Linked DNA regions of Homo sapiens: region 2 is linked to region 1. A link is an interaction called in ENCODE POLR2A ChIA-PET data of the cell type or tissue named here. Cell type or tissue: A673. All regions are shown on one strand. Each heading gives the region's core, and the rest is flanking DNA. Links, peaks and the distances in the headings are about the cores only.

Region 1 (2,917 bases), core at 287-2,786:
TGATGGGCCCCATATCCACTGCTCCTCAATACGCCTCCTTGACTGTAGCCAGGCCTAGCTACTTGCAGGCTTGGAAGAAACCAAGATTTTCTTGCCTCTGAGCATTTGCACATGTTATTTCTTTTGCTGCCATGTCCTTCTGTCACTTGTCGCTCTTCAAGTCTCAGCTCTCCTGTCACCTCCTGCTGTTCTAAGGTGTCTCTCCTCTGCTCCCAGGTGATCTCTATGCATTATAAGGAGTCAGCCTTCCACCCATACCAGAAACCCCTCAAAAGCAAAGAATGTTCTAGGCACTGGGAAATGCCCAGGATGGAGAAGAGTGTGACACAATAGTCAAAAGGCAAGAACAACCCAGGCGTCCAACCTTTGATGGATGAATCGTTCAACCAAATGTGGCATGGATATATGCACACTCCAGATAGCACTCAACCTTGAAAAGGAAGGAACTTCTGACATGTGCTACAACATGTGTGAATCTTGAAGATATTATGTTAAGAGAAATACGCCAGTCACAAAAGAAGGACAAATACTGTATAACTCCACTTATGTGAGGTACCTAGAGTAGTCAAATTCATAGAGACAGAGAGCAGAATGGTGATTGCCAGGGGCTGTGGGCAGAAGGGAAAGGGAATCACTGTTTCATGGGTACAGGGTTTCAGTTTGGAGAGGCAAAATAAGTTCTGGAGCTGGAGGGTGGTGATGGTCACATAATGATGTGAATATGCCACTGTAATGTATGCTTAAAAATGGCTAAATGGGGCCGGGCATGGTGGCTTACACCTGTAATCCCAGCACTTTCGGAAGCCAAGGCGGGTGGATCACGAGGTCAGGAGTTCAAGACAAGCCTGGCCAACATGGTGAAACCCTGTCTCTACTAAAAATACAAAAATTAGCTGGGCGTGGTGGTGGGCACCTGTAATCCCAGCTATTCGGGAGGCTGAGGCAGGAGAATCACTTGAACCGGGGAGGTGGAGATTGCAGTGAGCTGAGACCAAGCCATTGCACTCCAGCCTGGGCAACAGAGCAAGACTCCATCTCAAAAAAAAAAAAAAAAGGCTAAATAGTAACATTTTAATGCATACCACAATTTTACAAAAAGAAAAGTGACTACAGAGGAGTTTAAGACCACAATATAATGAATGAATGAAGGAGGAGTTAAGCAAGGAAAATCTTAGGAGATGATGTGACCAGGTCAGAACGGAGGAGCCTGGAGGCTGGGGTGGGGGCCACAACACCTCACTCCCCCCACACTCCCTGTCAATGTCACTCCTTTTCAGATCAGCAGCGGGGCTTCAGGGTGCCAGGGCTGTGGTTTTCAAACCTGGAAACCAAACCAGGTTCCAGGGCTCCTGGGTTCCTCCCAAAACAAAAGGAATCTTTGGGGATGCAGCTGACTCTGGTGGGTGTTTGTCCTCAGGGCCCCTGCTAAGTTCTCCTGGGAACCGAGTACAGAGTCACCAATGGGACAGAATCACAGGAGAAAAGGAGAAACATGGTAAGCCCTTGGCAGAAGCTGGCACGGACTAGATTGTTGTCGGGTGTGGGTGTTGGGGCCAGGAGGAGCAGTGAGAAGCCACAGGAGGAAGGCTGGCAGAGAGGATTCATTCCGTATTCATTCCCCTAGTGAGCCACACGCTTCGGAAGGATCACATTAAAGAGATGAATCACACACTGACTCAAAGAGAGGGGGTGGCACGGTTGTAAATCAGAGGAATGGCTTTTATTTGTCAGAATGCTACAATAAATAACCTCTCCGTGTGCCACTTAACAAAAGGAGAGTGGGAGGGAGGGAAGCAATGTGGCATAGGCCGGAGGGCTCGCAGGGTGATGGGAGGGATGCGGGCAACCTCACAGCTACCAGGGCCCTTCAGGACACTCTTGCCAGTCACTAGATACTCTGTGCTCCTTCACACACACACAGAGACACACACACTCGCATAGATCATCTTTCCCTCAAACTTTCTGAGAGCACCAGCTTTATTTTATACATACAGGAGATGTCTTGCTGGAGATGACATTCGTGGGTATTACTTTTTCAGAATGAAGGGGCCAGAAAATCACCCAGGGCCCCTCGAGGGCTGAACCCCGCTCAGAAAGGGAGAAAGGTAAGGCTGCTCCCTAGAATCAATGAAGTTGCTGTTCTGGCAATGGTCTGTTAGGACAAGTGGTCATGCAGCAAAATCATGGAAGGAAACTCTTCCAAAAAGGGTGCAGCAGGGTGGCGGTATTATCTATTGTCCATTTTCTTGGGGTGGATTTAGAATCAGACTTCTTGGGTCGCCAGGAGTAAAAGTAAAACGCTTTAAAAGTAAAAAGCTGCCTGGCTCTGCAGGGAGTAGGTAGGGAAGAAGGATGGGAATTCTGGGTTTGCAGAGGGGCAGACAGGCACATGACAATCAGGCAGGAGGGAGGCAGCTGTGCTTCCAGGGAGAGCAGGGTTCCTGGGGGAAGCCCAGGGTCCCACCTCCCCTGCCCTAGAGCAGGGCTACAGGATATGGAAGCCACTAGCCACTTGTGGCTATTGAAATGTGGCTAGGCCATATTGTAAGGTTTAAGCACATACTTTATTTTTAACATGTAGTATGAAAAAATAAAGAATGTAAAATCTGTTATTAATTTTTTTAATATTGGCTACATGTTGAAATAACCTTTTGGATATGTTGTGTTAAAGAAAATAAGCTATTAAAATTAGTTTCAACTGTTTCTCTTTGCTTTTTTAAATGTGGCTACCAGAACATTTAAAATCACACGTGTGGTTCACATTTGTGGCTTGCATTATATTTCTACTGGACAGCATTGCTCCAGAGGAGTCCTGGGACCCAGAACAGGGAGAGCAATTGCTCTTGACTTGCTGCTTTTATACCTAGGTGAGTGGGGAGCTTACACTTATGCACTCAGGGATATTTTGGGATACAGG
Region 2 (2,917 bases), core at 188-2,687, 100 kb after region 1:
TGCAGTGAGCTGAGATCACCTCTGCACTCCAGCCTGAGTGACAGAGTGAGACTCCGTCAAAAAATAAAATAAAATCCTTCCTTCCTTCCTCCTTCCCTTCCTCCTTCCCTTCCTCCTTCCCTTCCCCCTCCTCTTCCCCTTTCCCTTCCCCCTTCCCTTCCATTCCCTTCCTTTCCTTTCATTCCCTCCCTCCCTCCCTTCTTCCCTCCTTCCTTCCTATTTCTGAGCACTTCTTTCCCAGGCACAAGGTAAACGAGCTTTCAAATATAGCACACTGAATACCCATGATAATTCTATAAAATGGATCCTATTCTTCCCATTTTAAAGATGAAGACCCCAAGGCTCAGAGCAGTGAGGTGCAGATTTACTGTGATGCTAAGGAAGAAAGTTTCAGGGCCCTGCCAGCATGGACCCCTTTCAAGGCCCTAGCAATATATTCTTAGAATCATGTAATTTTTAAATGAAATTTGCAGTAGTAAGATATTTTAACTGCAATTGATGAAGAGCACTGTATCTTTCAACTCTGATGTCTCCTCCTGATACATTTCCCCTCATGTTCATATTGAATGGTGTTACAGTAGCTATAGGTGTTTTGGGATCCAGCATAAGGGAAAGTTAATTTGGGGATAAATTTAGTTTGGGTGTAGTGGGATTTATGTCTATTGTTCACAGTCACGTTAATGCAAAGTCAAGTGATTGTTAGCTGTCCCCATGGCTTCCAGTGCTAAGCTTTCCACAACTCAATGGCTTTGAGACTCAAAGGTGCAATACCTGGCACCTGAGACATAAAAATAGGGGAGAAAAAATAGGATTGAAATATACAGAGCGGTCCGGGTGCGGTGGCTCACACCTGTCATCCCAGCATTTTGTGACACCGAGGCAGGCGGATCCTCTGAGGTCGGGAGTTCAAGACCAGCCTGACCAACATGGAGAAACCCTGTCTCTACTAAAAATACAACATTAGTTGGGTGTGGTGGCACATGCCTGTAATCCTAGCTACTCGAGAGGCTGAAGCAGGAGAATTGCTTGAACCTGGGAGGCGGAGGTTGTGGTGAGCTGAGATCGCGCCATTGCACTCCAGCCTGGGCAACAAGAGTGAAACTCCATTTCAAAAAAAAAAAAAAAAAAAAAAAAAAGAAGGAAAAGAAAAGAAAAAAGAACTATACAGAGCCAGAAGCTAGAGCATAGAACTTTCTTCCAGTCTTTGGACATGTGGAATTGAAGGAAAATTTAGTTTTCACTGATGCCTATTCGAAAAAGAAAGTTTTCTCCTATCAGAAATGTATTTGATAATATAATGAATACAGTTATAAATATACCAGACATTTTCCCCCTTTTTGGTGGGAATTACACAAAATATATTTTATCAAAATTCCTGTATTGTAGGACCCAAACCTATGGCAGTAAAACAAAAAAAAGTGGATGTCTGTGTCTGAAGCCATGTTTTATGCAATGTAACTATCAATAATAAAAAATAAATATTGTCAGTCATGCTAGAAGAAAAGCTAAATTTTCTTTGCAACCTCCCTTTAGAAAAATTACAAAATCACTATCATATGAAGAGGTGATCAAAGTGTATTCAGCCAAAATATATTCAGGGAAAAAAGTATTATGGAGGTTTCACAGGCAAATAATAAAAATATTTTGTTATTTTTCTGGATTTTATAAAGTTTGTGATACATGTCAGGTTTTAAAAACGTATATTGAATGTGATTTATTTTCTTATTCTAAATAAATATTCACCATGGTACCTAATTTTGTATTTGTAATTTTATATTCTTTTTCTTAAAGAGGTCCCCCAGTTGCTTAAACTTCAAGCCCTACAAAATCTCAACCCATCCCTGGAGGTGAAATAACTTTCCCAGCCAGGAAGTGGCAGACCCAGGACTAGAGAACTTGGTCCCTGACTTTGGGATCCCCTGAACTTCACACATTTGTGCCCAGTCATCCATAGGGCAGCCTGGGCTACAAGGGTCAGGGTGCTAGTGGAGAAGGTCAAAGGATGATGAATTTGTAAACTGGATACCATCACTGCAGCCAGCACATGTGGCTTCTACCTCACCTGAGCAGACAGCAAGAGGTTTTCTGAAGACCTGAGTATGCAACTGACAAATCCCGACTCTGTTAAAACCAAGTGCCCAGATTAAAGATAAATAGCCCCAAATCCCCAAACAATATAATTGAATCTGGTTTGATTCTTCTGGGTGTCACATTCCCTAAACTTGCACTGTCCAAAATGGTGGTCCTGGCCACATGCGGCTATTTAAATTAATAAAAATGAAATGAAATAAAAAATCCAGTCCTTCAGTTGCAGTAACCACGTTTTAAATACTTAATAGCCACATGTGGCCAGTGGTTTCTGAGTCAGACAGTGGAGATATAGAATGCTCCCATCACACCCCCACCCCAGGCTCTACTGTTAAGCCCAGCTGAACTTTTTTTTTTTTTTTTTTTTGAGACTGAGTCTCTGTCGCCCAGGCTGGAGTGCAGTGGCGTGATCTCAGCTCACTGCAAGCTCCGCCTCCTGGGTTCACGCCATTCTCCTGCCTCAGCCTCTCAAGTAGCTGGGACTACAGGCACCCACCACCACGCCCGGCTAATTTTTTTTTTTTTTTTTTTTTTTGTATTTTTAGTAGAGATGGGGTTTCAACATGTTAGCCAGGATGGTCTCAATCTCCTGACTTCGTAATCTGCCCACCTTGGCCTCCCAAAGTGCTCGGATTACAGGCATGAGCCACCACGCCCGGCCTAGCCCAGCTGATTTTAAACAGTCTTTACTAAGACATATCTAAGCCCTTCTTCTCAAGAAGAGTGTTTGCAGGTGAGTGTGGCCGATATGTGAGGAGAGAGGAGAAGGAGGAGAAAGGAAGGCCTATCCAGAGAGAAGAGAGGGACAGCCCAGCTGAGAAGGGGCCAA

What was found. Peaks named below come from ENCODE experiments on the same cell type or tissue, not always from the same donor. Only the 100,000 strongest peaks of a DNase experiment are listed, where the experiment ranks them.
Region 2: POLR2A ChIA-PET joins it to region 1 with 22 read pairs; 4 of 35 experiments call an interaction of 5 or more read pairs at or near these places.

What each region holds. Positions count from the first base shown.
Region 1 is chr1:41,781,694-41,784,610 of GRCh38, forward strand. The region is part of intron 1 of HIVEP3 (HIVEP zinc finger 3); the gene reads right to left. Among named protein-coding and RNA genes, the nearest start is that of HIVEP3, 140 kb to the right of the region's middle. In A673, for the core only: no CTCF peak of the experiment used is centred there; a DNase peak (open chromatin) is centred at 1,668.
Region 2 is chr1:41,885,603-41,888,519 of GRCh38, forward strand. The region is part of intron 1 of HIVEP3 (HIVEP zinc finger 3); the gene reads right to left. Among named protein-coding and RNA genes, the nearest start is that of HIVEP3, 32 kb to the right of the region's middle. RefSeq lists a silencer at 2,512-2,721. In A673, for the core only: no CTCF peak of the experiment used is centred there; no DNase peak of the experiment used is centred there.